Regions from separate parts of the Mus musculus genome. Here all the other regions are linked to region 1. A link is a loop called in an ENCODE intact Hi-C map of the cell type or tissue named here. Cell type or tissue: heart. All regions are shown on one strand. Links, peaks and the distances in the headings refer to the core of each region. The heading gives the core; the rest is flanking DNA.

Region 1 (8,095 bases), core at 1,698-6,697:
CGGTGCCCAACTCTAAGGACACAATGCTATGACGCTGTCTAAGTCACTGGGCGCTGCATACTGTGTGGGACCATTTTCACTCCAAAGGTCTTGGTAATTTTTTTCACCTATCCTCCTCCATGTTTTCTTCTATTTACTCAGAACAGTGTATCTGGGCTAGCAAGTGTAGGAACGCAGTCTGCATGCTACTGAACACCCTTGAGCAGTGGCCTGAATACTACCAGAAATCTTTGCACTTGTAGAAAAACAGGAAAATGATTCTCAACTCACAGCTGTTTCCAGCTAACAGAATTCCTGTGAGAAAAAGTCAAGTGACGAAAACAAAATGTCAGCTATGTCACACGTATTCATATAAACAACAGCGTTGGGGAGAGGGCTCAGGGCCAGAGACAAGGCTCAGGGCTGGAGACAAGGCTCAGAGCCAGAGACAGGACCTAGGGCTGGAGACAGGGCTCAGAGCCAGAGACAGAACCTAGGGCTGGAGACAGGGCTCAGGGCTGAGACAGGGCTCAGGGCTGGAGACAGGGCTCAGGGCTGGAGACAGGGCTCAGGGCTGGAGACAGGGCTCAGGGCTGGAGACAGGGCTCAGGGCTGGAGACAGGACTCAGGGCTGGAGACAGGGCTCAGAGCTGGAGACAGGGCTCAGAGCCGGAGACAGGGCTCAGGGCTGGAGACAGGGCTCAGAGCCGGAGACAGGGCTCAGAGCCGGAGACAGGGCTCAGGGCCGGAGACAGGGCTCAGGGCTGGAGACAGGGCTCAGGGCTGGAGACAGGGCTCAGGGCTGGAGACAGGGCTCAGGGCTGGAGACAGGGCTCAGGGCTGGAGACAGGGCTCAGGGCTGGAGACAGGGCTCAGGGCTGGAGACAGGGCTCAGGGCTGGAGACAGGGCTCAGGGCTGGAGACAGGGCTCAGGGCTGGAGACAGGGCTCAGGGCTGGAGACAGGGCTCAGGGCTGGAGACAGGGCTCAGGGCTGGAGACAGGGCTCAGGGCTGGAGACAGGGCTCAGGGCTGGAGACAGGGCTCAGAGCCGGAGACAGGGCTCAGGGCTGGAGACGGGCTCAGTGGTTAAGAGTCTTACAGAAGACCTGGATTGAGTGTCCAGCACCCACCTAGTATGGCTTACAGTTGCTTAAAACTCCAGCTCCAGGGCATGTGACACCTCTGGCCTCCTAGGACACCTAGACTTAAATGCACACACACACACAATTTAAAAATAATAAAAAGTAAGTCTTTAAAAACTGCAGAATGTGTGGGGATGGTACCTATGGAAGAAATAGAATCCTGTGAGAATCAACAGGACAGTGTCTTGAGAATAGCATCTTCCAGCAATACTGCACAGAAATTATATGTGACCAGGAGAATATTAGACAACGTCAGTGTGTCCCTACAGTCTGACTGGCTTCAGTCTCCATGTTCCCACCACCAGGGACCACTGGACAGGAAGAAATCTGTGCAACCAGCAAGTTATAAGTCCTGCCAGGCCCACTTAACGCAACACGACCTGGTCTGAAGATACAAATATTAACAGGAATGGAGATTGTGACTTGGCGTGTGTGTGTGTGTGTGTGTGTGGTGTGATGGGTGTGATGGGTGTGATGTGTGGTATATGACTGTGTGTATGTGTGATGGGTGTGTGAGTGTGTGTATGTGTGTGTGAGTGTATGTGTGAGAGAGTATGTGTGGTGAAAGTGTGTCTATATGTGTATGTGCATATGTGTGGTATGTGTGTGGGGTGTATGGGGTGTATGATGTGTGTAGTATGTGGTGTGTATGTATGTGTGAGTGTATGATGTGTTTGTGTATATGTGGTATGTAATGTGTATGTGTATGGTGTGTGCTGTGTGAGGGTGTGTGTGTGTGATAGTGTGGTGTATGTGTGTATGGTATGTGGGGTGTGTGTATGTATGGGGTATGTGTAGTGTGTATGGTGTGTGTATGGTATATATGGTTTGTGTGTGTGGTGTGTATGTACAGTGTGTGAGGGGCGTGATGGGGATGTGTGTGTGTGTGTGGTGTGTACAGTGTGTGAGGGGTGTGTGTGTGTGTGTTTGCGGAGAGGTTGTGGGAGTGCATTAGTTACTCTGATCATATGACCAAATGCTCAGTATAAACAGCCTGAGGGAGGACAGATCCCTGCAGCTTACAGTTCCAGGGGATTCGGCCCATGGTTATTTGAGCTCATGCCTGTGGGAAGAATCCTAGTGGTGAGAGCACATGGTAGAGAAACATCTTCACTTCGCTTCCGAGGAGGCAGTAAGCAGGGGAAGGGGGAAGAAAGGGGGAGTGAGACTTGAGAGATCTATAAAGCCCACGAGCTGGGTCCAACCATTCAACACGTGAACTATAAAGTTCAAACCGTGTGCAACAAACCAGAAACCTGATAGTGGGGGTTGTGTCTGCTCCAAATTGGGTAGGAAAGAAATACCTGATTTTGTTCATATCATATTAAGTCTTTCTTCCAACTCGATGCCATTGAATTAGTCAAAAACTGAATCCTAGTTGTCCTTCTAAAACACCCATAGACATGAAAATAATTATAATTTTAAAAGTACTAAGTGTGGGAGAGATACTAGACAGAGAAAACAAAAATAGCTCTTACCCAGCACCATCGTGATGAATAATTACCCTGTGCCCTTCTCATAAGACACTGAGGGAAGCCCTGTCTGGGTTTAGGAAAGATGAAGGGAACGCTAAGAACTTTAATGGATCTCCATTCACCTCATCTGTGAATCCTTATGTCTGTGTTCCAGTTGTAAGAGCCCAGGAGGATTTACCCCAAGAAAAGAGCCTGCTGAGAAGTAAAGGCCAATGCATAGACGTGGAATGAGGATCATGTGGGCACCCCTGGGATGAGTTGGGTAACTCCATACAAGGACCTTTATACTGAACAAGCTAAAAACAGCACAGAATAGAATTTCAGAGCACCAAGGTCTCCCATTTTAAAAAATGCAATACCTTCCTTCACAAAACACACAACATAAATGCTGATTTGTATCACATTGTCCTATTTCAACTTTGTCCTAAAGGTTTGACTCATGAAGAAGCAAACAGTTGTCACGTCCATTTTTAAACCTAACTGAATGTCATGTCTCCTTATGTGTCCCACTATCCCAGATATTGCTAATATTTTGAACCTGAAATCTTCCAAATGGCTTCTTTTCTAAGTCATTTTGAGAATGTAGAATTAAGTACGTAATTATATGACTGAGAAATACTTTTAAAGCTTGCTCTCACTATGACTTAAAAAAAAAAATAGTGCGGTTCTCTATTTGTATTCCTCGGAGGATGGCTTCCTGAGTTAGGTATAACTCAAGAGTGCCTCTGCAGGCCCATTAGTCGCCTTTTCTAAATTACATGAACTCTTTCAGGCCCCCCAGAGTGCCCACAACTTAGGAATAAATGAATGGATTATATCTCACGCCACTGTATTTTTAAACGATATATATTAACAACCAGCACTGTTGGGCAGTTTGGGGCTTTGGAGATTACAGTCACAATTATTATAAAACAGAAGATTCTCCTTACAGAATAGGAAGAACAAAACCATTAAACAAAATGCAAAATTAGCCTTCACTTTCACTTGAAGAAATCCAGACTACAGATCAATTCAAGCTTTGATCAAGGTCGCAGTCTGGTTTCTGGGCAGCAGGAACTGGACTCAGGCCTCTACACTTTTTGGCACCTGTTAATGGTTGCTACCACCAATTCTTAAATTGTTTGCCAAAAAGACTATTCATTACCTCTTGTCACATGATTGCCATCTAGTGGTGACAGTGCTTATAGTCGCGTATTCAATGACAAAGGCCAGAACATCGAGAGAATGAGATTTAATTTGTCTTTCCAGCTACTGCTTTTTAAGGTATTTCGTCTATGTTAACTTAGTTAGTACTCGGAATACCATGGTCTAGAAATTTTTATCCATGTAGAAACGTTCCTATAGATGAAGGAATTGGGACAAAAACAAAAAATAAAAAATAATCACACCACCTTGCTCCCAGGTGCAGTCGCTAGATGGCGCGCTTCCCGGGAGCTCGGTGTCTGTCGAACGGCTCAGGACTGTGAGGCTGTGTTCTCTGGGGCAGCAGCACCAGCACAGGTAGCCGCCACCTTCTGTTTGTTTGTTTGTTTGTTTGTTTGTTTGTTTGTTTGTTTGTTTGTTTGCCTGCTTGCTTGCTTGTTTGTGTCTTGTCTTGTTTGCGTTCCTTGGGCTGCAGTGTCTGCCTGGAACAGCCGGTAGGATCCAATGACACTTCATCCCAGGTGAGGAAAAGGTATGTGGTGTTTTCCACTCACACAGCGCTTGAAAGCCTTCCAAGCTCACTCAAGATGGACTGAAAACCGAATCATCACAGTGCTGGAAAAGCGAGGGACAGGAAGAAGTTGGACCCCGTGCAAGCCCTGTGTGCTCTTCCGAAATAGCTCATGGCAGTTTCAGACCCCAGTCAACAGATTGTCGCTTTACAGACGAACCCAGTTTGAGATTGCTTTTCTGTACCTGGGCTGTAAGAGTTTGCCCTTTTCTCCGTTCCTAATTTTGTATTGGCCACTGTCTGTGCTTATGAAGCAAGGGCGGTGCTTCCTAGAATCCACTATCCTATTCTGGCAGTTGTAGCATTTAACTAAAGACAACATTTGAAAACATTTATAAATTTTAAAATGAAGCCTTTTACATAAATTAAATGATTAAAAACTTTGCATATTTTTTCCATTGTAAATACCAGCGTCTCAAAAGCAACAAAGTTTACAACCTAAAGCCGTTATTCTTTTGCTTAGACAAAAACCAAATAACTCTGGAGCTTGTGAGAGGTCTGTTCAGAGCTTATGTGTTCACACAAGCCTGGATTCAGTCCCCGGAACTGTAAAAGAATCTGTATACTATGACCATAGTTTTAAAACCGAAGCACAAAACCCACAGACAAGACTGTAGCTCTGTGAAAGGACACTTGGTGATGTGAGTTAGGCTCTGGGTTCCATCTCTAACGGTGCAAAATAAAGCAAACTAATTTCAAATGTAACAAGAGAGAAAACAACATCTGGAGTTCTAAACTTCTGCTATGGCATGAAAGTGACTTTCTTTTCCTTTGTACCGTTCTTAATTTTCTATACTTCCTGTAAACATGCTATGTGATAAATTAAGATGACATTCATTATGATTTCTGTAATCTGACACTTCTATTGTTAAAGCCTAAAAGGTATCCACGCTTATTTTTATACTCAAAAGCTACTGTTTTCATCATCTGTCATTTAAGGTAATCAACATTTCTGTAAGCTTTCTAAGCATCTGAATGAAATGACGCAAGCCACAGCAAACGGATACATACACAACACTGTGCATAATAAGACATCCTTTGGGAGGTGGGCTCTGAAGAGATGGCTCTTCATGGGCTGCTCTTCCAAGAACCTGGGTTCAATTTCCAGCACCCACATGGTGGCTCACAAGCATCTACAACTGCAGTCCCATAGGATCCCTCTTCTGGTATGCAGACCACACAGAAAAAAATATGTATTAAAGTAAATGAATAAATCTAGAACAAGTAAACCCTGTTTGGTTTGGAAGACATAGTTTTCATGCAGACGATACCTCCCCAAAGCTAAACATCAAAACAAACCCATTATCCAGGCATACCTTGTCTCTGTTGAACAGAAGGAAGGGGTCTCCTGGTTGTCAAGTAATAGGTGAATGTGTGAATGCTGCCGTCACTACTTGCAATGAAGATAAACTCCTTAGCATACGTCTTAGGTCATGACATAAACTGAGAAGAGTAATAAGCCCCTGTAGAGAAAATGGTCTCGACTCACATGACATGAAGTTGGAGGCTGTAGTACAAAGCAAGAGTAGTCATGACTACAAGACAGTTTTGAGTGGGCTGGACTGCGTTAATAAGAAAATTGGAGGAGGCCGGAGTGATGATTCAGCAGTTAAATGATTGTTACTCTCTTAGAAGAGTAGTTCCCAACACCCCATCAGGTGGCTCACAACTGCCTGTATCTCCAGCCCTAGGGAATCTAACATCTGGCCTCCATGCTCACAAACACACACACAGAGGAAGGGGAGGGAGGAGGGGCTATGCGTGCACACATTATTAGAAATAACATGAAGCTTTAAAAAAATTTAGGAGCTAGCTGAAGAGGCACCTCTTCAGAGGAGGTGGTAGAGGAGCTGCTACAATTACAGAGGACCTGGGTTCAATTCCTAGCGCCCACATGACAGCTGAGAACTGTCTATAAGTTATAGATAAATTTTAAGTGATAGATCCTATAACTTCAATTCTAGGCAATCTGAGACTGTGCTCTCTGGGGCAGCAGCACCAGCACCAGCCACCACCGTTTGTTTGCTTGTTTGTTTGTTTGTTTGTATCTTGTTTTGTTTTGTTCCTTGGGCTGCAGTGTCTGCCTGGAACAGCCGGTAGGATCCAATGACACTTCATCCCAGGTGAGGAAAAGGTATGTGGTGTTTTCCACTCACACAGTCAACAGTAAAAGCACTCTCTTCTGGCCTCTGCAGGCATCAGATAGGTAAGCATTTATATACATAAAATACAAATATATTTTAAAAACTTAGTAATGGAGAATATTGGGGCCTTTGAACTCAGACTGATCCTTGTGTGGAGTTCTCTCTCTCTCTCTCTCTCTCTCTCTCTCTTCTGTTTTGTTTGCTTTCCAAGACAAGGTTTCCCTGTGTAGCCCTGGCTGTCCTGGAACTCATTCTGTAGTCCTGGCTGGCCTCAAACGCAGAGAGCTGCTGCTCGGATTAAAGGTGTGTACCCAAGCCGGGCGTGGTGGCGCACACCTTTAATCCCAGCACTCGGGAGGCAGAGGCAGGCGGATTTCTGAGTTCGAGGCCAGCCTGGTCTACAAAGTGAGTTCCAGGACAGCCAGGGCTACACAGAGAAACCCTGTTTTGAAAAAACCAAAAATAAATAAATAAATAAATAAATAAATAAATAAATAAATAAATAATAAAAAATAAAGGTGTGTACCACCACCACCCAGCTTAAAAAGAATTCATAGTGAAATGCTAATACCGTCATTCTACATTAATTATATATTTATTGATTTGTAAACATTGGCATCAATCATTTATTTTTTTAAGCATGTATTTTAAGATGCCCTGGGTTCAATTCAAGTTTGTTATTTGTGTGTTTAAAACATAGGCTATTATGCTCTCAGCCTTTGGTTAAATATTTAAGTTAGCATTTTAGTGACTTTTTGTTGTTGTTGTTGTTAAGTAATATTGGCTTTTATTAAATGCATTTCTACAAATCATTTTAAGAGAAACCATTGAAAATTAGCAATGTGATTTGTATTTTTTAAGTCAGTGATAGAAAATAAAAGAACAAGGGGACACCTATTAATTAAAATTCCCATGCACTCGCAAGACAGGCTAGAAGTTGATAGATGCACAGAAGGGAAACTGATGGATGCAGGAAGATGACCCTGTGGGTGTCTTTAATAAAACTCCACTCTTTGTGTTCAATTTCTTCTTCATTTTTAATGAAGAATGCAGTTATCCTAATGTAATTACAATAATCACAACACTTGCCTCTTCCCCTCCCTCCATCTAAACCCTCCCATACACACCCCTTTCTGCCTTTCCATTTCATGTCTCTTCTTTCAAACTCACCTCTCCTGTTCCCAGCCTTCCCCGGGTGCCTTCAGTTCCCTGTGGAGGGGTCAGGTCGCCTGGGCTCTTCTCCATCCACGTTAGCGCATCCATTGATTTAAGTCTTGTAGACTTCTTTTTCTTGCCTTTTAAAAAATGTATTCCATGTGCTTGTGTGTAAGTGTGCGGGTGCACACGTGTGACTGAGCACCTGCCGAAGTCAGAGGACAACTTTTGGGAATCAGTTTTCTCCTTCCACCATGTGGGTCCAGGGGTGGAATTCAGATTGTTAGTTAGTATTGGCCGCAGACGCTTTTATTTCCTGAGCCCATCTCTCCAGCCTGATATCCCTACCCTTTATTTATAAAAGTCTCACCTAAGCATTTTAAGCTATCTATTCCTGGGTATTCTTTGGTTTGCTACAATTTGTTCATATTTGAGCTCTCTGTTTATTGTTGTTGTTGTTTTATTTGTTTGTTTGTTTGTTTGTT
Region 2 (8,095 bases), core at 1,553-6,552, 82 kb before region 1:
TACAGAAGGAGCAGATGGCAGTGCCAAAGGGAGGCCTGGTGCAAATAGCGTCCATGCCAAAGGGGTTATCACATTGCTCAGGCCAAAGGTGCAAGGTCACTAAAGAACTATGTAGACACAAGCTACCCACACTGCTGACCTACTGTGCAGCAGTCAGGCACAGTAGGAGAGCCACGTCTCTCGTAGTATCCCTCCAGTATACCTCTACTGAAAAGGCTAGCCCCTGGCCCTTCAAGAGAACAATGATTAGTGGAATGCTCTCTCTAACCACAAAGCAGCAATTGAAGAGAGAATTCGCAGCTACAAGAAAATAAATCAGTGACTGAGACATGCCACCAAGGGATTCCATAAAAGGAATCTCTAAGTGACATCTGGAGCCAGTCACTTTAAGAGCTGAAGGATGAGACTGCCAGTGTTTTGTAAAACCTCAGTCATTTAAGTAAAAATGGCTTACAGGAAATATGTACGCCTTGTTGGCCTGACCTCACTGGAGAGCTAGCGATTTGTTAGGCTGAGGAATGGCCTTGTCACAAACACAAGTCCATCTGGAAGACAGAGTTTAGGCTTGAGCCGATCCTTATTTTGATTGTGTGGCCGATTTCATTAAGCTGGTGAAATTTAATTTCAGCCTGTGTGTGTACACACACCTGTGATCCCAGAACTCGGGAGGCTGAAGCAAGAGGATGGAAAGGTTGGGGTCAGGATGGGCTACATAACAAACCCCAACCTGTATTTGTTTGAGTAGGAAAAAAAAGGAATACTATGGTGCTGAAGTATATATGGAAAGCTTATGATGTAATTTCTCATGTGATCTGGGATTCATGGTAAGCAGTAGCCTGTTTTTAGAGCCTTAGCCTTAGCCTAGTCCCTTGACTTCCAAAACAGTGAAAAATATATATATATATATATGTGTGTGTGTGTGTGTGTGTGTGTGTGTATACATACATACATATACATATATATATCACAATAATTCTAAAGGCCCTGGCTCTTACAGCACGTGCTTGGCTGCACTTGAATGTTCTCATCATCCCGCCATACACACACATTGTTCTTACTCCTGCAGCAAGTAAATAACTGAAAAACAAACAAACAAACAAAAAACCCTTCTCCATAGCATCTAACCTGTTTGCCCAGAAGAGGTCGTCTGAAGTGAAGGACCAAGCGAGTCTCAGGAAATGGCAGGTGATGGATGCCATGCGCCCTGACTCTCAGTTCAAGGTATCCAGTGAGTCGCTGAGTGGGTAGATGGTTGGATCAGTGATCCTGCCACAGACCCCCCCCCTTTATTAACTCTGGGGAAATGCAAAGTCAAAGAAAAATGACTAACAACCTAATTGGTCCTGAGTGATGCCTGGTCAGTGCTGTGCTCACCAACGCACTTGAGCCTCTGTCTGTCCCTGGTCCACGTTTGGATGTTCTCATGTGTACCTTGGGGATTTGTGTGCCACTAAAACACGCTGACCAAGTCAAGAGTAGCAGATCCAGATTCAGAAGGCCAGTACCATTCTCCGCCTCGATGAGCACTTGAAAGCCACTCCCAGCGTGGCTGCTCACAGCGCCTTCCCCATTGCACCGGCCAGTGGGCCTGGGAGAGGCATCGTAGGAGAGGCGTCTGCAGTGGGCCCTTCTGCACAGTGGGCTCCAGCCTGTGGATTATGTGCTGTCCACAGGCAGGCCTGAATACCGCTGTTGGCTGGATGCTGACCGCCTTCATCAGAAAGCCCAAGTTTGTCAGACATTAAGTGCAGTGTAAGCCACGTCGGGAGATTTGGGACCTTGATCTTAGCAAAGTGCTAATTGAAGAGCCTGGTTTTTCTTTTCAGTAGCTAAGGAAGGCTTGCTGCTGCTGCTGCTGCTGCTGCTGCTGCTGCTGCTGCTGCTGCTGCTGTGCTACACAAATACAGCCAAACCTGAGACCTTTCTGTGCTATCCATTTTCTCAGTATGAACAAAATTCACTTAATTTCATGCATATTTTGCAACCCTTAACTACCCAGTCAGTTTAGACAGTGACAACTTTTGGGTTGTTGCTCTGACTGAGGGGGAATAAAAACAAAAAAACAAAAAACTCTGGCCTTCCTGGGTTTCTTACTAGCCTCAGTCCTGGAGTCAGAGATCAATAGGTGCTGCTTGTAGAAGTAAGACAGGAATCTGGCAATTTAGAAGTTAACTAGATGTAGCCCTTAATATATGAGCTAACGGCTGTTCAGTAGTTTTCTTAGGTAGAACAAGTGGGTGGATGATAAAAAACAGTGTGTTCCCTTGTCTTCCAGTAGCTGTGATTACAGTCAAAGTGAAGTTCTGTGCCTAATAATAACTTCAGTTACACTGAAAGCCAGTGGGAAGTGACTGCACATAGATTAAGTGTAAGATCAGGGAAGCTCTCATATTTTGATTGATATATAGACATATTATATAACATATAATATATAATACATATATATGTATACATACATATATATATATATATATATATATACACACACACACACACACACACACATACTAGCAGATAATTGTCTCAAGCTTTAGTTCTACTGAGTTGCAGAGATAAAGCCTAGAAGTATCTTTCAAAAGGCTGTTCCTGTGTCTTAGCCGGCCGACATTGTCTGGGCCAAGGCTATGAAGCATGACCTTCAGCAACCATAAGTTACAAAGTCAGTGTAACTGCAGAGAATGGCACCCAGACAGTGCTGAGGGGCTAGAGAGTTGGCTCACCAGGTAACTGTGTACAAAAGACTCGAATTCCGTGCTCTGCATCTGCAGCTCACCTGGCCTGTAATCCCAGCTCCAGGGGATCCAGTGCCTCCAGCCTCCACCTGCAATCTTGTGCAAATACCCACACACATGCACGCAGCTAAAAATAAAATACATTTTTATTTGAAGTGAGTGATGCTAGTGGCAAAAGGAATGGCTCAGCCAATGGTGTTGGAGGAAATTGTCACATTTAGCATTGAGACAGCGTCCCTGCATCTGGTCATATGGAGGAAAGGGTGAAAGGTCACGGAAGGTCATGTGGGACAAGATCGTTCTTGATAGCAGACTTGTCACCTATCTCCAAGGCTGTGCTGGGTACTTTTTGTCAACTTGATACAAACTAATCACATGGGAAGAGGGAGCCTCAGTTGAGACTTTGCCTCATTAGAATGGCTGGTGGCCACATCTGTGAAGCATTTTCTTTATTGATGGTTGATAATGGGACGGCCCAGCCTACTGAGATCGGTGCCACCCTGGGCAGGTGATCCTGCCTGAGTTCCCACCCTGACATCTCTTCATGGAGGACCATAAGCTGTAAGACAACACAATGACTTTTCTTCCCAGGTTGCTTTTTATCATGGTGTTTGTCCCAGAAACAGAAACCAAAGTAGAACAAAGGCCTTCTAAGTTCTTTTATGTAGCATTCTTATTTCAAAATAGTTTCTAATGAGCAAACTCTTAGACACGGAAGGCACCAGCCTTTAAGTGACTCGAGGTTGGCCATGGTGTTTCCAGATCTCTAATGAACTCTCTGATGCCTTCCCACGACCTTGAAAAGCAACGTGACTCACAGTTGATTCTAAAACCGCAGATACATCTAGTGGGAGGGAAACTACTGGCATATGCTATACAAAGGTAATCACTTCTGTATATAGATCTGGGTATACTTTTAATAAAGAGGTAGTTAAATAACATATCCAGTCTGTGTGATGGCACACACCTGCAGCCTCAGCTGTTTGGGAGGTTGAAGCAAGAGCATTGCTAATCTGAGGCCATCTGAACAGATAAGCAAGACCCATCTAACAAAAGGAGCCTGGATATTCTAGTGCTAAAGAGGAGCATAGAACAAAAGGGATGACATTTACTGGTAACCAGGTACATGATTTCATCCCTTTAATTTTATACAGAAAGGGAGAAGAGTGATAATGGTCTGTAATTCACACACACACACACACACACACACACACACACACACACACACACACACGCTGGATAAATCTTGAGAAAGCAGTATGTATTGAGCAGGCTGGCATTTGTATAACAGGGCTTGGGCAGCAGCGACACCTAGAGGCCTGATGTCTAGATGCAAGTAGAGGGCTTCCTGTTCATTTTAACCATTACCAGAACAAATGAAGAGAACCCTGAAGGTGGCAGTGGCCTTTTCAGAAGCCTTTTGCAGCATGTGAATCTTTACACGACTTTAGATTGCCTAAGGCGTCAGGAAACCTCATTCTAGAAAGATGGGGGGGGGGTGCTCCTGTGGAGGGGAAAGTCTAGCCTGAGTGGAAGCAGACCTGCAAAGGTTTACCTTCTGCAAGCTCACTGTCCAAGGATCGAGAGTTTTCTCTAAAGTAAATTATAGAACAAGTCAGATTCTTCACGTTATCAACCACAGGATCTCATATGCTTTGCAATAGAAAATCTGTAACTATGATGCAGGCTCTGGGGGAAGCCACACAGTGCCCGGGGCAATAGAAAACTTTACTTGCTGAACCAGCAGAAAGTCAGGAGCAGAAACACTATGGGTCGGAAAGCCACAGTGATCAGCCCTTCCTTTGCTGCTAAGGAAGAGGAATTACCACACAGGAGAGGAGGGAAGAGAGGCACAGGGGCGCATCTCTGTGACACTCTCCACAGCAACATTAATTAACACTGCAGCGACTCCCTGCTGCTGACAAGCCATCTAGATGTGGCGGCTCCCAACATGGATGCATGTAAAATTCAGGCTAGAGGTCTCACAGGCTGATGCCAAGAGTTAAGTGGGATGGCTTCTGTTTGTTCCAGAAGAAAATCAGCTGCCTCGTCTTCTCGGCCCCTTGAGGCTGCCTGGTTGACAGTCACATCACGAATCCTAGCATGCTACTTCCTGTCTCTTCCTTTTGCTCAGACACTCCTCCTCATTCTTGAGAGGACCCCAGTGATTACCTTGGGTCACCATACATAATAATCCAGCGTAACCTCTTCATCTCCAGGAGCTCCCATCAGCTTCCTGCTGCCGCCAGGGTGAAGTAGTGCATCCGCGCACTATCTTTAGCCAAGAACATTATCCTGCCTACCTTGAGCATTGCGCGCGCTAACCCTGTGATCCAGGCTAAGGATATTTAAAGTCCCTGACTCTAAAGAAGAAAGGATGCGGATGAAGCAAATAAATCAGATTTCTAGCAGCGTTAACCAGGAGGAGGTTAGTTCAGATGAGGCAGTTAGTTCTATGTCTGACCGATAAGGAAGAGTTAGCCAAGTGAATAGCTTTAAAACAGAGCAAATAACAACATGCAAAGGTTCAAATGTACACATACTTTATTAGTTGCTATGATCAATAAGATATTCGATGATTTTACTAAAAGTGGCAGATGAGGTTTAGCTATGTTATGAGAGAGATTCTCCTACGAAAATATCTCTCTGGGGGTGGGGGAGGGAAGGGAGGGAACAAGAAAAGAGAGGGAGAGAAGGAGGGAGGGAAAGGGGAGGGTGATTTCTCACAAAAGCATTACTTCTGTGTCCTATAGGAGATTGTACAACCTGGCCAAACAGTCAAAGATTTCAAAAGTATTTTAATCTACCTCTTTGTTAGCCATGTCTAATGATAAAAAGAAACTATAAAGCTAGAACTGATGACCCAGTGAAAATATTAAAAGAACATTTCTAGAAAGATGTAAAATATATATTTTTTTGTGAGGCTCTTTCACAGTTCTGTTCTCTTCCCGCTAGCCTCAGGAACAATTCAGGGAGATTTTCATTAAGTTTGAAAAAAAAAATCTCCATGCTAACAACCCAAGTGTGAGTTGTTAAGACACGTGAGACAATTGTGATATCATTGAACCATTTCACGCCAAAGAGCTTGTGAAACATCCCTTCCCTACTAGTTATAGAAATGGTCTTTGATGTTGAACTCCTGAATGTGGCCTCATCCACAGCCGGTGCGTACATCACAGGCTATGGAAAGGGATGTGAAGTGTGGCCGGAGACCTGGGAGGGTCAAGGATCAGCGCACAGCCTGTGAAGAAGGTTCCCTTAAAGAAAGCGGGATGAACAATAAGCTCACTTTGCGCCAGGCATTGCACAAAGGTTCTCGTGATAGCTGACCTTGGTTATCAGCTCGACTACATCTGGAGTCAAGTAAAACCTAAGTATCTGGGCATGCCGTGAAGAGTCGTTTGAGGTGGGGACATCCACCCTAAATCTGGGTGGCACTTTCTGGCGACAGCCCACATATGACACAGAAGGATACTTGTGTTATTTGCCTGTGTGCCCTCGCTGGCAAGTTTGTACTGAAGCATCCCTTTGCTGCCATTAAAACCTGCTTCTTTGGGATCCCAACATAGATGGATGACCATCAGCATTCTAGGACTCCAGCCAGATCGGGACAATAGGGACATCACCCGGTCCCGTGGACTGAACAACTACCAAACTCTTGGGTTTTATATTATATTAATTCTTGGCCTAGATAATAATTTTACCAGTTCTGTTCCCTGAGAGAGAACGCTGACTAATACAGTTCCCCACCCCGAGGGAACCATGGGCCAGCTACACAGTAAAGATGAGAGACAAAGGTGTGCATATCATTCTGCTACTTTAAATATTACGTGACTACTTCAAAGGGGTCCACTAGCAGGCACAGCGGCCTGCTCTCTAGCACTGAAAACAAACAAAAAGGACCCAGAATAAAAGTGCATAGAGGGGGAGCTTTTTAACCCCTTTCTGTCATGGACAGAGCACCAGAAATATCACGTTAGAGGAACTTATTTGAAAACTCGAATTACGATCCATAGAAAGGAGTTTCTCAGAAGAGCCTCCATCAGCAGTAGCAGCCTGTGCACAGGCCTGGGATAGAATAACGATTTGGAACCAGCACAGGCAACCAGGTGTTCTGAACAAGGGCCTGGTCATAAGGGGACTGGAATTTCATACTATGAGATTTGAATCTTTAAGATCTGGCTACTGAAAGCGTGGCCCAAAGATCATCTCTGTGGCGGCCACTCCAGTCAGAATTCCATTTTGACAAGGTCTTTGGGTGATTCACGAACACGTTGATATGTGAGAATTGTTGTTATCGGCTCAGGGAAACATTGAAGGATTGCAGTTAAGAGTACCAAATAATTATGTCTGGGTTTTAAGGAAATGAGTGGATGGCAGGTGAGGGGTCGGGGTGAGGGTCATATGAGGACAGAGGTCTATTGACTAGTTAGAAAGTCACCTCAGCGATGAAGACTTGACCTGAGGTCACAGCCATGAAGATGCTTTGTTTCCTCCTGAGGGAGAAGAGAAAGGAAGGCACGAAAATGTTAAAACTCAGCTAATGGATGGTATTAATCCAAGTAGGGAAACAGGCTGTTTTGAGATGCAGGTGAAATGGCCAGTGTAAGCACATAGGCTCACCCCGTTGACATCCTGGTGGCTGTAATGAAATAGCCCATGAAGTCCCAGAGGGCAGAAAAGGAGATATTGGCCAACATGAGAAACCAATATTCACCATTATAGGAAAAGGCAAGGGGGAGAGAAACCATCCAAAAGTCAGGGCAGGCGAACACGAGGACACAACCTTGGGATTGGACTCAGTGGAAGTTTTTGGGCGAAGTGCTTCAGTTTTCCCGAAGTCCTGAAATAGTAAAAAGAAATGAAATAGATCCAGCCATGCCTGAAGAGAATTACTAAGGACAAAAACAAACAAACAAACAAACAAACAAATGTAAGTTTGGGCAGGTGGACTTCTAGTAGCAAATGTGCCGGCACCCCACAGAAACACAGGGGAACCCAGAAATCACGCAGTGAAAATGAGAACAAGGAAGACAGAGGTGCTGGCAGCCATGCGGAGGTGTTCACAGACAGAAGACAGAGGAGCAATTCAGACGAGCTGGTGGGCAGTGGCTGCATCCTTAGGAGCATTTTCAGCCTTGTACAGGCTTCCTGATGGCAAGGGCCCCTTTTAAGCCTTCCTGTTGGCTTAGATAAATAATGGCTTCTCAGCCAGCTGGTCAGGCTTAGCCATGGGCTGGAAGCACTCTGTGCAGGCCTGTCCCTCTTTGCATTGCACTAAGTATAATCCCTTAATGCACTAGAGACTGGAAGGGCTTCATTAAATATAGTCTTAAAGTTATCATAGTCTCTGGGCTGCAGAT
Region 3 (8,095 bases), core at 1,930-6,929, 310 kb before region 1:
AAGATGCTGTCTTCTAATCCACTTTTCCATTCCGTGAAACTCATAGTTCATCCCAGCCTGATGTGTGTCTTTCTCAAATGGTTTATGAGCTGGAAAGAAAAAAAAGGGATAAGTAACACTCTCCAGACTCCAAAACAAGAACCCCTAACCTTACTGAAACTATATTAAAGCAATATATAAGAAGAACTAGCCAAAAATCACATTATACAAGACAATTGCCAGATGAGGGGTAAATGCCTTTAATCATGGCAGAGGAAGGTAAACCTCTATGAATTTGAGGTCATCATGGCTTATGTTGTGAGTATCAGCCAGACCTACATAGTAAGACCCTATGGGGGCATTATTGTTCCCTAATTCAAAAGGACAAAGAAGAAACCCGATGATAGAATATTTGAATAAACAATAATTAAAATGACTATCATGCTGAAATGTGTGCTCTACAAGCAAAGCACATGTATGCTCAGAAAACTTAGATGATATGTTAAGCCCTAAAATAGAATCTCTATACATTCCCTAAGTGACCATTCTGCCATAAAATTCCAATAGCAGTAAGCTACAAAGTTACAATTAATGAGAAATATCAAATAGCCCTAACCCTGTAGTCAAAGACAAAATTTACAGCAGAGTTTCAGGGGTCATCTCAGCGTTTCTTCCTCTCACCTGAATCCAGCCACCCTCTCTGTGGCATGTCCCTCCATATAGGCTACAGTGTGTTTCTGTGGGTAGCACCACACCTGGGCACTGCTCATCCTTGGTGTTCACACCTTCTCCACTTACAGGCTGGAGAGATGGCTCAGCGGTTAAAGGCAAGGCTCACAACCAAAAACACATCCTCCACTTGTAAGAGTGAGAGAGCGTTGCCCACTTAGGATGATGATTGATGGAGAGAGTATGCCCCCTTCTCATTTCCATGAAACACTTAATACAGCCTTTACAATATCCCCGTGACAGCAAGAACCATTTTACTCCAATAAATCTCAATCCACTAGAGCACATATGTGTTGGAACTGTCTTTTCCCACTTCATTCTCCACGGTCTCTTCTCCCTACTTTCTGGAAGCCCTTTTTCAAATCAACTGTCTCCTTGTCTGAAAGGTCTCACAGTGAGGTCACTTTCTCTGTTTCCAGGGCACATAAATGAATCAATATAGTTCAAGACAGCTGACCCTCTGCATCCTATCTAGAACCTAACTGAGGACTGAAATGGCAGTGGGGATCCTAGCGCACGGAGATGAGCCTCCTCTGGTAAATGAAAGGTGACCGCCCGCATTACTCCAGAAGGATCGCCTCTGCGCAGTGAATAGATTTGGCAGAAGGCCAGCACCGGTGAAGAACAGGGTAGAAGCGAATGCAAATGCTATGTCCTCATGGCAGAGACATTATTGAATGAATGAAGTTGGGAAGCAAAGAAAGAAATGCTCGGCCTCGCCCATAATGGTTTAAGGTTGAAAGGCATCATTTAAAGTTGATCAGCCAAGTAGCAGAAACATGACAATGTTCAATAATACAGAGAATAAGAAAGATAATGCCAACGAAATCCTTTGTGGGTGAATGGAGCACAGGGAAAAGAAGCATTCTAGCTGTTAACATCCTGGTTAGGGTCTATTGTAGTAGACATTAGCCAAAAGAGTAGAGGGAAAGGGGGTGAGACGCTGGAGAACGCCTCAACCTTTCCTAATATCAAAGGGTAAATATAGGCAAAGAAAAATCCACATAATGGAAAGATTTTTAAAAAATTGCTGACACAGGAGTGTATAAAGTAACAGTGTGGAACAAAAATCAAACTTATCTGAATAGCAATAAATGCCAAGTAACTTAATATATACATCGAAAGTGCTTTTCAGGCTGGATCACAAAACAAGGCTAAAAATAAACGGGACTCAAATATACTTCACAATAAAGACAGGACCAAGATCTTAATAGGAAAGGTGAAATCCAACCCTCAAAGCATAAAGATCCACAAAAATGAAGACGTTCTTAAAGCTAATGGCCCAATTCACGGCAACGACGTAATTATAAATCTTTTATGCATCGAATACCACTTTAGCATATTGTATGAAGTAAAAAACTACAGCAGCTACAATACAAATAGAAACATCTCTTAGTATACAACTCACCCCATTAGGCCTGAGTGAACAAGTATATAATCTTATTGCTAGACACACACACACACACACACACACACACACACACACACACACTACTTGAAAAACAACTGGACAACTGCTCTTGATTAAAATTCTTAAATAAAATGAGAAAATATATGTGTTTAACATGAGGAAAATTAAATCTATCTCAGCCCCAAAGTTCAGCCACATATAAAGGGAAAACAGTTTATGTGTTCCTATTAAAACTATGCATGACACAGTTATGAACAACTTCAGCACTATTCCAAAGGCCTGTAGCGAGCAAGAAGCCGAGAAGTACAAGTGGTGCCCTATGGGAATACGGATTTAAAAATGATCATTATAAAGATGTTTATATAGCCCAAAACCTCAAAAGTTAACTTTTACATATATAAGCAGTGGTTGTGTCAAAGAGTCTATGAAAGAAAATGGTGTATTTAGTAGCAATGAGAAATCAAAACGGGCCTGGGGATACAGCTCAGTGGTAGAACACTCAGTATTCAAAAGGCCCTAGGAGCCATCCTCAGCAACACAAAAACCAGAAGATGCCTGAGAATAAATGTACCGAGAAATATGCAAACACTGTGTAAAAATAATCCAGCAAACCCTTACAACACAAGTGAAGTTTATAGAGGAACTTCACAGTCCATATCCTCAGAAAGGCAAGGCAGCATTACAGACATATCAATGTTGTTTTAATAAAAATACCCCAGGGGATGGAAAGATGACTGAGCTGTTAAGACCACTGGCTGCTGTTCCAGATGATCTGGGCTTCATTGGAAGCATCCAAATCCTGGTAGCTCACAACCAGCCATGACTCCAATCCCAGGAGATCTGACACCCTCTTCTGGCCTCCATGGGCATTGCACATATATGGTACACAGACATAATATGCAGACAAAATTCCCACCCATAAGCATACCAGATAGATAGATATAGATAGATAGATAGATAGATAGATAGATAGATAGATAGATAGATAGATAGATAATTGATGATAGATAATTTATAGATGAATGAATGAATGAATGAATGAATGCTTAATATCCCCAAAGGTTTTTTTTTTAATTAAACATTTTTTAACTAAGTATGGAATGTAGCTTAGTTAAGTATCTGCTTAGCACACAAAGGGTCCTAGATTTGATCCTCAGCACCGAGGAGGGAAGAAGCATAAAAGTTTGTCAAGCATGGAGATGTACGCCAGGAATCCCAGCACCTAGGAGTGGGAAGCATTAGGATTAGACGGTCTGGCCCAGTCTGAGTTACATAAAAAGACTTTTGAAAACAAGAACAAACAAAACTTCTAAGGTCTTTAAAGCATAAAAGTGTGTGTGTGTGTGTGTGTGTGTGTGTGTGTGTGTGTGTGTGTGAACACTGAAAAACTTTAGGTGCGTTATAAACTTAGAGTCTAGTGCCAAGGCTCATTAAGATGAATTGCATGGTTTCCAGTAAAGGCAAGGCAGCCACTGGCACATGGAAAGGCATGAAGCAAATAGAACAGAATCAGAATCTGAAATAGTTTCTATTGTGTATAATAATTTTGTATGTTATAAAGACGGAATTTCAAAATGCATTGCATCAAACTTTGAAGTAACAACTAAGGTTTGTATTTCAAAAGTTAGAATTTCAAATCCAACCTTTTGTTTTTGTTTTGTTTGTTATGTGAGGAATTGAATAGAGACCCTAGAGCAGGCCAAACCCTTAAATGGACTTTTGTCAGAGTCTGGAGGTAGTGGTACATTGGCTTTAATCCCAGCACTTGGGAGGCAGAGCAGTCAGATCTCTGAGTTCGTGGACAGTCTGATCTACAGAGTGAGTTCCAGGACAGCCAAGGCTACACAGAGAAACCCTGTCATGGAAAACCAAAAGAAAAAAAAAAAAAGAAAGAAAGAAAGAGAGAGAGAGAGAGAGAAAGAAAGAAAAGAAAAGGTGTCAGGATAGCTTGGTAGACATTAGGAAAAAAAGTTATTTCTGTAGAAAGTGAAATAGAATTTTGAATCTAGAATGATTAAGAATAAATTACAGATAAAACTTTAAAAAGTAAATATGATGGATTAAAAGAAAAATCAAAAGATAAGAATAAATATAGGGATTTATTTTTATTTGCATTTATTTATATGTTGGCCTTTGGGGTTTTTTGTTTCTTTGATTGTGTTTTGTGGTTTTGGGGTTTGTTTGTTTGTTTGTTTGTTTTCTTGATTTTTGTTTTTAATGTCTGTGCATGTTTTCCATGCATGTATGTTTGTGCATGCAATGCCTGCAGAGACCAGAAGAGGGAGTTGGATGCCGTGGAACTGAAGTCACAGCTGGTTGTGTGCCGTCCAATGTGAGTGCTGGTTCTCTATGAGGGCAATACAGCTCCAGCCTCACACTAGGGGGTGGGGAGGGGTTCCCCTAAATTATATCATGAAGGGGTAATGTAACACATCAAAAGAGAGATCAATAACCTGGGAAAGAAAGGATTGGAACAGGCAGTCGTAGAATAAATGGTGTCTAACATCACCTCACTTGGAGTGAAGTGAATACAAGCATTCTCAACAGTATTGAAATGTCTATGAGACAGTCAAAGTGGGCTAGTGATTGTGCAAACGATATAATCCTAGAGGACAATATCATATTAACTGCTAACCAGCCATGCCCCACTCCTGGGGTCCTGACCCAGTGTATAGATAACCATGTGAAGCTGATACACACAACCAAGTGGCGAAGCGTCTGTAAGAGCAGCAAAAATGCCCCCAAGAGCATACTGGCAATTAGCTCTGGTATGTTTATATACATGCAATATCATGACACTATTGTTTGTTGATGAAGATGCTATGTAATGATAGAAAAAGCTCATTGGGTTGGCTTCCTGGGGCTGCCTCTGCAAACTGCTGTAACTGGGGTGGCTTTAAAAAGCAGACATGTACACTGCAATATGGATAAATACTTTGTGCACTTGAATGGCTAAGGAAAAGCAGGTGAAATCTTTTTTTTTTTCATTAATCATTCCGTTCTTTACAGCTCACATGATATCTCCCTTCCTGGTTACCCCTCCACAACACCCCATCCCATCTGCCCTCTTTCCCCTCCTCTTTGCCTCTAATGAGGGTACTCCCCCACCCACCCACCTACTCCCACCTCACCGCTCCAGCATCCTCCTACCCTGGGGCATCAAACCTCTACAGGACCAAGGGCCTCCCCTCCCATTGATGTCAGACAATGCCATCCTCTGCTACATATGTATCTTAGCCATTCAAGTGCACAAAGTATTTACTCATATTGCAGTGTCCGTTATATTATTATAAATATATGCATCTTGCTTCTATTCTGGATTATTCTTTCCTTGAGTTCATTGCTCCACATTGCATCCGAACATTAGCTGCTAAATCAGATACTAATCAGACGCTGTTGCCTCCCCTCCCCTTCAGTCCAGAAACGCAGATATTGCTTCCGCCAGTTTACAAGGCTGAGCACTGCGATCTAGGCAGATGCGCACATGAGATGCTCAGTGTTTGCAGACAGAATGAGTGCAGTATTTATAGACGAGCGAGCTTTAAAGGCTCTGGGTGAAACGCCTGTGGGCTTAAGCCCTGGCTCTACCTCTCATTAACAGCAGGATGAAAAGTGCATTCTTTAAATATTTTTAAGTCCTAGTGTCCTTGTCAACGTACTTCTTTAAAATAGGACACCTGGATGGTTCATTTCAAATGTAGAGACAAAGTATGTACTCACCAACTCCATGTCTCTGATTACCAGGTGATTTTGCTCTTGAGGCTTTTCTTAGATAATTTACAGCACAAATTCTGTCAAATTCTATTCAATACAAAATTCCTAAATTCACTATGAAATCCACATTAAAAATATCTTGGCTTTAACATGTTCTGTATAAGGGTGAGTTCAAAGGGCACAGTATACCTGAATAAAATTATTTATGAAGCTCATCAATATGTATAACTGCTATCTGTCAAATAAAAATGTTTTCAAGAGGTACTCATTGGTTAAGAGGCACTGGATGCTCTGCCAGGCGACCTAGGTTTGATTCCTAGCCCCACAAAGCTCACACCTGCCTGGAACTCCAGCTCTAGATGAACCTATGCCCTCTTCTGGTGTCTAAGGGCACCAGATGGTCACATGGTGCATCAACAAACAGACAAAGCAACAGTATATAAAATAGATATTTTTAAATGTTTCTTTAAAAAACGGAAATGTATGTCCTTCTATTTGTGTAGATTTGAAGTTTTTATCAAGGTGTTTGTACGGTCACATGCTTTCTGAGGACCCTGGAAGGGTTCTGGTTGAGCTCCTGTCTTGCTTGTGGTGATCCATTACAGTCCTCAGTATCCCTTGGGTTGTGAACATAAGGATAGTCTTTCTCCATCATCACATGGCATCCTCCATCACACTAGGAAAAAGTGGTTGTGGGGGGCGTGTATAGGGGAGAACTTAGGGGGGAAGGAAGAGGAACTGGATGAAAACACATATATGCATCTATGAAATTCTCAAACAATATTCTTTTTTTAGAAAGGACATCAGTGTTTGCTTGAACAGCTGTGAGTCGTTTAGACGAGCCCAACCACCACGGTGAGGAAGGTACCAAGAAGCTTACAGACATCACAGCAACACAAAACAAGCTAGCTTAGACTGGACAGTAGTCTATAGTGCTTCCCTTTGCACCTGTTACAGAAGCATCCTCAGGAAGTCAGCAGGAAGAGTTTAGTTGCACGTGGGGATTTTGTGACTCAGCTTAGGGGCTGTGGAGAACAAGAAAGTGCTGCAAGTCTTTTCATGTTATCCTATGTTCTGAACCACAGATGGCACTGGTCCAGAGAGTCCTGTAAGAGGGTGACAGAGTGAGATCTGTGGTGCTGACAGGGGAAACGGGGATCACTGGAGCAAGACACAGCCAGGAAACAGACAGGCAGAAGCCCTCAGAGCAAGCAGCTCTTCCGATGGGTCGGTAGAAGGAGAGGTTTGTTTCATCTCATCTCCGTTTCCCAGTGGCTGGTGTCTGCCGAGGCCACAGGGAATATCTTCAAGTGTCTTCAACACCACTTGGAAAATTTAACAGAGGCAAAATGATTAGTGATCAAGCCTTTCAGAGTAAAAGAATGGCTTTTCTTCCCCCCAAAATCTTCAAAAATCAAACACCTTTCCTATTAATAGGAAGATAGGAGGGACCTGTGACTTCATTAACTGTAGAATTGAGGTATCATTTTTGAGGCTTTGAGTAAAAATGAGGAATTCTTTTTTAACTTTTGATCCATTCTTTGTGAATTTTATATCATGCAGCCCAATCCCACCCATCTCCTTGTCTCCTTCCCTGCCCTCTGCCCTTGTACCTCCCCCAAAGGAAAAAAATCTTGTTGTAGAAGCTGTAGTATGTCCCTGTGACCTATAGTATACCCTTTTGTCCACACTTCTTTGCTTTCAAACATTTACTGCAATGAATCACTGGTCTAGTTCAAGGTCTCTGGCTTTTGCTACACTATCAATACTGGACCCTCATTCAGACTTATCTTGATATCCTGCTGTCACCTTATGTCATGGAGCTCCTGCAGCCTTGGACCTGTAGGACCAGCCCCTTCACACACTCCAGCAATTCATATTTGGGGTAGATGTTGGGGTGAGTACATTCAAAGCCCTACATGTGGGTGTAGGTGGCATGTGAACTGGTCAGCCCACCAGCACTCCCACACCCACACCACCAGGACACCAGCACTCCAGCCGATAGCTTACCCAATGCAGCAGCTGCCAAGAGACAGAGCCAGCTCTCCCACTTCCATGCCCTTGGGCCAGCTCACCTGCACCCAAGACAGTAGAGCCAGCTGTGCGGTGAGGGATAGAGTCAGTTCTCCTGCCTGCCATAGGTGATGAGGGGCAAGGGGTGGGGTGAGGAGGGCATCTCTCCCTCACCCATGACACCACAGGGCAGACAAGCTGTGAAGCCACCTTGTACATGCTCGCCCACTGACAGCCAGCTCATGCCCT
Region 4 (8,095 bases), core at 1,964-6,963, 200 kb before region 1:
TTAACCTTCAAAACCACGCCCAGTTCTGTGTTTTTTCATGAAGCATACATTGCTTTGTCTTTCAATACAAGATAAGCTGGGCTCCAACTTGCTACGTCGGTGAGGATAACCCTGAGTGTCTTATGTTTCTGCTTCCACCTTTCCTAGTGCTAGGATAACAGGTTTGTGCCACCACACCCAGTTTCACAAGGATAGTTGCCAAGGCTTTGCGGATGTTAGGCAAGCACTTCACCAAGTTAAATCCACAGCTTTCCTTTATAGCACAAGTTGTTGGGACATTTTTCTTCCCAGATTTTCATTCTCTTAAAACTAAATTAATCAACTGCCATGTGGCTGGGTTTCTCCTTGGTGTAGTCATTCTTCCTCTTGAACTTAACAGTGAGTTTCCCAGTGGATCAACATGAATTCTTCTGTACCCACGTGACAAAGGGTTTTTTTTTATGTCTCTCAATTAACCAATATTTGTTGAGTGTCAAATACATGACAGCATAATTATATCCTTTCCTTTAAAAAATTCTACTTGTTTCGAAAGGAGTTTTTCCTGAGAGTCAACTCATACTGTCCTTTCTAGCATCTGAGTTCTTATTTCCCAACAGCTCATAGTTAGAACTATGAAGTTTGAAATGTTAGTGTTGATTATTCCTACAATACATTACTAATTGTTAGGAACCAGAGTGATGGCCTATGTGGTGGTGAATCCCATGAATCTCAATGTTCAAGAGGCAGAGGCAGAAGGATCTCTGTGAGTTTGAGGTTGGCCTGGTCTACATAGCAAGTTCCAGGCCAGCCAGGGCTGCATACTAACTAATATCCTGTCTCAAAAAAACAAAACAGTCAGAAAACTGAAGTCATACTTCATTTTACTTACATATTTTCTGTAGCATATAAAACAAAGCCAGGCAATTGGTTATTTTATGATTTTATTGAAACCTTAGTTTTTCCCCAAGTAAGCCCCATTTTTAAATGAACCTCAACATTCATTGATCTTACACTTTGCTACAGGCTATGATGTTCTCATTTCTTAGACAAAATAAGAACTTACTAAATGAATTTTTGTAACTTTGATGTCACATGATTTATTTCTTCCCCAATACTCCTTTAAAATACTGTAGCACATATTTGTATAAATTCAGCTTATGGTTACAGAAAAAATGGTATTGAAAGAATCTGCAGAAAATCATTGCTAAATTATTTTTGTGGAATCTGATAAACTAATAATAGCATTCATGCAAAAGAAAAAATGTCCACGAGTGCCCCATGAGGACAAAGAATCATCACCACACCAATGGGGGGAAAAACCATGCGATTAGCATGAAAGTTGTCTACCATAATTCCAGTAATATTTAAATGTTCACTAATGTGGAACTAGCATGAGATTACATACACCAGTGAAACAAAAACCAGAGACAGAGAAATAGATCTGAGAAGGCTAGGCTGACTCCATTACAGGCTTCAAATTGGCAGTTCAGGAGACTAGGACTAAGAACTGGGCAAGTCCAGGCAAGCTCAGACAAGTCAGTTACTAGAAAAAAAAATCCCAGGCTTCAGGCAGCTACTCAGAAACTACCCTACTGTCAGAAGCTGCCCTGCCACCTGGTCTGAAGCAAGGGCAATGGGTCAGCAAAAGTTTCCAGACCCCTATCCCTTACCCCAGTAACAGTTTCCAGCCCCTATGCCCTGCTAATGGTTCTGGAATGTCCCTAGAAATGGAGCAAGATAAATGTCACTTACCCTGAAATTCTCCTAATGTCTGCCAGCTCACTTACTTGTTTCTCCATCTTAGAATGAAAGACCCCAGCATGCTGGACCTCTGCAGAACAAAACACTCTTTGCTTTTACATATTATTTGAGTCCAGGGTATCATTCTTTGGTGAACCATGGGCCCTTACAGATCAATATGAGAGATGTACAGCCAAGCACTGTATAATGGGTGCATCTAATGGTGGCCCCATAAGATTATGTTGTTGTTAAATCATAGGCTACTTATCATACATAAATGAGGTTTATTAGTGGAATTGACTCACATGGTCAGGGAGGCTGGGAAGTCCCCTGGCAGGCTGTCTGTCAGCTGGAGTCCTTGGATGCTAGCAGATTGGCTCAGTGCCGCTCCGAAGACCTCCAAACCAAGGAAGCTGATGATATGATTTTGAGTCTAAAGCCAAAAGCCCAAGACTCCAGGGAGGAGGCTGCTAGTGTAATTCTGCACCCTTGTCCAGAACTCAGAATCCTGAGTTCTAAAATCCAACGATGCACCCATCTAATACCCAGTGGTTCCACTTCAAGATATACACATACAGATGACAGAAACCCTTACATACCTTCAGCAGGAAGCAGATACTAAAATAGTCATCACAGCACTGCTTTTAACAATAAAATCTGGAACCAACACAAAGAACCATTGACATGAGGCTGCCTACAGGAGTTGTGTTGCATTTGCACATTACTGGAGATGTGGCTTAGTGGATAAGAGTGCTTGCTGTGTAAGCATGAGGACCTGAGTTCAAATCCTCAGCACCCACAAAAAAAAAAAAAAAAAAAAAAAGAACCTGACATGGCTGCAAGCACCTGTAACTTCAGCATGGGGGAAGGACACAGGTGGAAACAGGTTGGCTAGTCCATCAAATTTCAGGACTCTGTAAAAGACTGTCTCAAGAGACTAAGGTTGAGAGAGGGTAATAAAGGGAAATACCTGACGTTGTCCTCCAGCCTCGGCATGTATACATGTGGACGTGTCCGCCTGCACACTCACATGTGTGATTGTGCAACACACCTAACACACAGATGTAGAATGCTGAATGCTCATGTGTACTCATGAACGAATGTCTGACACATAACCCAGATGAATAACAAAGTAATAAAAATTGCATAAACTTCATTTCTACATCTATAAAATACAAAAACATCCAAATATCCATAAACACCTCTCTTCCAAGTACTAACAAGACCCGCTTAGCTTCTGAGATCCCACGAGAGCAGGGTAGTATGACCATAGACAAAACCCACAAATGTATTTACTTAGGGATTAGGGAGATAGAAAAACAATAAAAAATAAAGAGTCCTACCCCAAGTGAGGTGGCTCAGCCAGTAGGGGCACTTGCTGTCACAACTGACAACCTGAGTTCTGTCTGATAAACCTGCATGGAGAAAGGAGAGAACGGAATCCTGCAAACTGTCCTCTGACCGCCACGTGTGCACCATGGCAGATGAGTGCTTCCAAAATAAGTAAATACGTGTAAAACCGAGTTAAATCCTCACACATAATTGAAGACAGTGATTACTGGGGATAGAGAAAGCAGAATAGGAGACAAATGGAGATACTAGGTCAGGTATACAAAAGAGGATGTCAGCGATATGATAGAGGTTCTACTTTTAAATGTATTTATTTTCATTTCATTTTATTATAGTAAGAATTTTATTGTGCTTTGTTTATGATGAGACTTTTTGTTCTTATCCCCAAAAATAGACACAACCAGGTTTTTTTTAATTTTTACCAATGCTGCATGAGGGTGCGTGTGTGTGTGTGTGTGTGTGTGTGTGTGTGTGTGTGAATTCTGTTGACATAGTCAAAATTAAGTTTGCCATCATTATGTGTCATAGATGCTAAGCTGAACAACCACATTTCCAGCTTACATCTCGATTCAACGGTGGACCTGTTTACCTTTAGGTGCTGACCTGCCCTAGTCGATTGAAGGACAGTGGTTCCAGCAACCATATGTATGAAGAAACCTGCTCTTTACATTTCTATCTTCATTTATACAGAATTTAACCCAGATTGCACAGAGTTAGCTGTCAACAGGGAATGCAGAAGGCTGGGATCTGCCTGCAGAAATTGAAGGCTGACATTGTGAGTTAAGGCTGACATTGTGAGTTAATTGGGAGAATTCCACTCTCCTTCGTGTTGCCTGCTAATGCCCTACGTGTGTACAATTTCAGAGTAGCATTAAAAAAAATACTCCCTTCTCTTCCTTTACCCCCACTCTTCCCACATTAAGTATCTTTAGGAACATATGGTATTTCCAAGAAAAAGCCAAATGAATATCTGAAACATTAATGTGCCATACTGCTATCATGACAAGAATAAAGAAGACAGGGAATCCAGAAATCTCCTAACACAACAACTGTTACTGCCAATTCCCACATCCAGTGCAGATCATCACTTAGAGAAGGAGGGCTGCTCGGTGACTAAGCAGACAGATGGCAGGTGCGAGTCAAAACACTCTGGGGTGCTAGCTCAGTTCAAAGCATTCTGCCTTACTCACGGCTGGAGAGACCGAATGTACAAAATCACATCACCGACTGAACAAGGAGGAAAGGCCAGAAACCCACGTAATCAAAATGTAAGAGGAAGACACCCAAAGTTAGGAGCCAAATTCTGTGGGCTGGATCTTTAATCTTTCTCTGGTCCGTGATTAAGCCTCTCCCAGGGTTCCCTGGGGTACACAGGATGTGACTGATGTCTGCACTTTACTGCCCTCTGAGCTGGGACCACCTCTATCGACGGTTACCTGGCTGCATTCCTGCAGAGCAGTGATCCAAGGCAAAGAACCAAGACCACATCCTCACCCGGCAAGCAACGCGCCCTGGTTTACCAACCTCACTGTTCAGTTCCTAGGAGGGAATGATGGAATCTAATTTTTACATGCTAGACAACAACCGGAGGAGGGGGACAGAAAAACCACTCATGAGCGTTCTCCTATTTGATTAAGGGCTTTGGATATTACAATCAAACAGGCTGAGATCACTCTAATGAATACGCGTGTAATTGTAGAAACAGGCCCTAGGTGGAGCCTCAGTAAAGGCGGCGACAAATTGATGAACAAATTGAAAATAAATCAAGTCCTCCAAAATTTCCATAAGCAATCGTAGCATCTTATAGAGTGATCTGTTTGTCGTTGCTCCAGCACAGGGGACAGGGAGTTATAGAACAAATGCTTTGTTTGTTAGGGATGATTCTCGGGAGAGTGTGCTCTGTCATAGCGAATGAAGACACATGATTCCCTTCAGTCTGTCTTTGATGCTCTTTTTTTTTTTTTTTAAACAGTGCAGTGTGAATGGGTGAAAATGCCCCTAAGCATCTCTCTTTCCTTTGGGGACATGCACTAAATTATTTATTAGCATATAGAATATCTCACCTCACAAGAGAAATAATCAGAATTATTTAAAGATAACATATTCATTAACCATAAACACAATAACGCTAAGTGAAATTGTCTTTCCCCATTCCGATTACATTTCATTAGTCACCACTGCCAAAAAATGTCAGACAACTTTGTCCAGTTATATTGGGATAGAATTGGCAAGTTAACACTGCATACACTCAAGGAATATAATGTGACTGCTATAATTTGATACCTGTAGACATGGTGAAGGTATAATTAAGATAGCCATCCATAGACACCACGCTTTTGGCATTGTATACCTTAGATTTCTGAAACTTCATTTTAAGAAATTTCTATTTCTTTTTCTTTCTTTCTTTCTTTTTTATTGGGTATTTTCTTTATTTACATTTCAAATGCTATCCCAAAAGTCCCCCATACCCTCCCCCCCCCCACTCCCCTACCCACCCAATCCCACTTCTTGGTCCTGGCGTTCCCCTGTACTGGGACATATAAAGTTTGCAAGACCAAGGGGCCTCTCTTCCCGATGATAGCCAAGTAGGCCATCTTCTGCTACGTATGCAGCAGAAATTTATATTTCTTAAATTTCTTAATATTTTAAGATATATAATATATATATTTAAGATATATTTTGAGATATATAAGATATATTTAAATATAATTTTTATTTTAAGAAATTTGTATACTACGGAAACATATATACTCCTAAAAACTTGATTATATTCATTGACCCGTGTAAGCATAAGATTAAGACTCTGATGACTCTGCACAAACAGTGCTCGATAGGAAGAAGGAAGAGCGAGAATGTCTTACAGAAGCCGGCGCACTTGAGAATACTTGCAGTGTGACGTTAGCCTCCAAGGCATTCAGACAGAGTTTTAATTTAGTTATTTTGCCTTTTCTGCCACAAATTACTTTTCCCTTTGGTTTTAGAAAGTATTGTGTTAAAGTATTATGGTGACTGAGTGTGACAGTACATGCCTGCAGTCCCAGCTAGTCAGGAAGCTGAGGCAGGAGGATCATTAGAGCTAGAGAGTTCAGAACCAGCCTGGACGACATAATATACCCTATTTCAAAATAAGAACAATTATTGAAGTTAACAAATTTTGAGTATTTCACAAAGTTTGCTCTTAAAGTGGCTGCTTCAGTCACCTCAGCCCATTCTCTCTATGGGCTGTGACTGCCTCCACGTACCTCTATTTGAAACAGCACTTCCTCCAACTTTGAACATAGGGAATAAACCACAGTAGTCTAAGCATCACATTGGCTTTCCCTATAGTGATCATTAGTCATTCCTCACGCTGATATGAGAAAATAATTGTTTTCTCATGATGTATGGCAAACACAGACAAATATCGCTTACATAAATCACTACTTTCTAACTTAATTACTCTGTCTGCAGTATACCTGTTTCAAATTTGTTTAATGATTTGGAACTACAGTTCAATGTAGTTGGTTTCTGTGATACTCACTCTTACATGACTTATTTTATTCCCTTAAATGCATCATCCCAGCATAGATGTCCACAGCCTCACAGACTGCTGAGCAGTCCATAGTGCAGAGAGATGCCCTTGTGGGGTAGATACCCTCACTCCTGGATTCCTGCTCAAGAGACCCTGAGCCGGAACCATTTAATACAGGGAACTGAAACCAAATGAAGACATAGTGACACTCACAGAAAGTACTTATATGGGTAAATATTACATCTACTTATCCCTGTACCCAAAGATAAGATTAGTTTCCATCTCTTACCTTTTTATAGGAGATAGAGACTATTACAGAAATCCACAACTGGTCAAAATGCAGAGAACAACTGACTGTGGATACCCAAGCCCAGTTGATATATCTACAGCATAACCCTACATCTAAGGCTCAGGAAACATTGCCGAAGAGGCAGAAAGACTGAAAAGGCCAGAAGACCAGGATGTCGGGTCCATGAAATAGTGTCTTCTATGTATAACAGGGAACCTGCACCCACAAAACCTCTCTCTCTCTCTCTCTATGTTTATATATATATATAATGTGTATATATGTATATACATATATATATGTATATGTATGTATATATCATTGTTCTTGTTTGTTCACCAGAAGTTAAGACCCGGTTGTTGAACGCCTATCACACGTCAGTGAAGAGAATCGGATAATCAAACTGGAGCTGAGCTGGAAGCTTCCTTCCCACCCATCAGCCTTCACAGTGCCAGGGGGCGCCATGCAGGGCACTGGAGGTTAAAAAAAACATCACCAATAGTCTTACCTAGTCATGGTTAGGATTCAGTGACCTACAATAATGACTTGCCAGGCAAGATGTGCCCTCTAATGTAGTAATAGCATGACTGTCCTGGAAAGAGCCAACCCTTTTTGATTGGACTTGAGGCCCACTCCATAAGCAGAAATTCATTCCTGGTTCTATGAGTCTGATCAAAAGCTATGGCTAGGGAGTGCATAGGTCCTCTTGGAGAACCTACTAGTATTGTTTTGTTAAATGACCAAGGTGTCAAACTGTCATCAAAACATTTTTACCTTCAGATTAGTGTTGTACCAAACCTTCATTAGGCAAGTTTCTTACTGTAGAGGGTGGAGTGCTTAATGAAGAAATCTATATCTGGCCAAAGTCACCAACATCTGTTATAGTAGAGTGTTCAGCCCTAAGTAGGACAACTGTCTCACTCCTCACCACCGAGGCTCAGGAAACATGTCAGTGGAGGGTGGAAAGAATGAAAGAGCCAGAGGACAAGGATGGGGAGATGTGCGGCAAAGGATGTCCTCTCGACAGACATAGCTGGTGCACTGCTGAACTCACTATAGATGCATTCCTCTACACAAGACCGACTCATGATTAGACCCCTCAACACACGATACCCATTTGCAGAGATGTCATGTTTTTCCCATTTGTTCACACCATTGATGGTCTGACTAATGCTTGTCTGACTGATCCATCCATTCTTCTGGGAGATGTGTTAAAATTTCGCAGATTA

Evidence for each region. Peaks named below come from ENCODE experiments on the same cell type or tissue, not always from the same donor. Only the 100,000 strongest peaks of a DNase experiment are listed, where the experiment ranks them.
Region 2: it touches region 1 in a loop (4-fold over the local background); 7 of 42 quality-filtered maps call a loop at or near these places.
Region 3: it touches region 1 in a loop (5-fold over the local background); 4 of 42 quality-filtered maps call a loop at or near these places.
Region 4: it touches region 1 in a loop (6-fold over the local background); 6 of 42 quality-filtered maps call a loop at or near these places.

The regions. Positions count from the first base shown.
Region 1 is chr9:83,687,712-83,695,806 of GRCm38, forward strand. It overlaps Gm2109 (predicted gene 2109), which reads left to right and starts at 3,764. Exons shown (of 3, transcript NR_046066.1): 1 at 3,764-3,860; 2 at 4,000-4,097; 3 at 4,299-5,536. Gm39385 (a long non-coding RNA gene) reads left to right here and starts at 7,069. Exons shown (of 3, transcript XR_870964.2): 1 at 7,069-8,095. In heart, for the core only: a CTCF peak has its summit at 3,862; no DNase peak of the experiment used is centred there; H3K4me3 peaks cover 622 bases; H3K27ac peaks cover 259 bases.
Region 2 is chr9:83,606,071-83,614,165 of GRCm38, forward strand. No RefSeq gene overlaps it. Among named protein-coding and RNA genes, the nearest start is that of Gm39384, 37 kb to the left of the region's middle. In heart, for the core only: a CTCF peak has its summit at 4,060 (motif pointing left); no DNase peak of the experiment used is centred there.
Region 3 is chr9:83,378,563-83,386,657 of GRCm38, forward strand. No RefSeq gene overlaps it. Among named protein-coding and RNA genes, the nearest start is that of Gm46123, 31 kb to the left of the region's middle. In heart, for the core only: CTCF peaks have their summits at 2,967 (motif pointing left) and 4,395 (motif pointing right); no DNase peak of the experiment used is centred there.
Region 4 is chr9:83,484,064-83,492,158 of GRCm38, forward strand. No RefSeq gene overlaps it. Among named protein-coding and RNA genes, the nearest start is that of Lca5, 47 kb to the left of the region's middle. In heart, for the core only: a CTCF peak has its summit at 4,772; no DNase peak of the experiment used is centred there.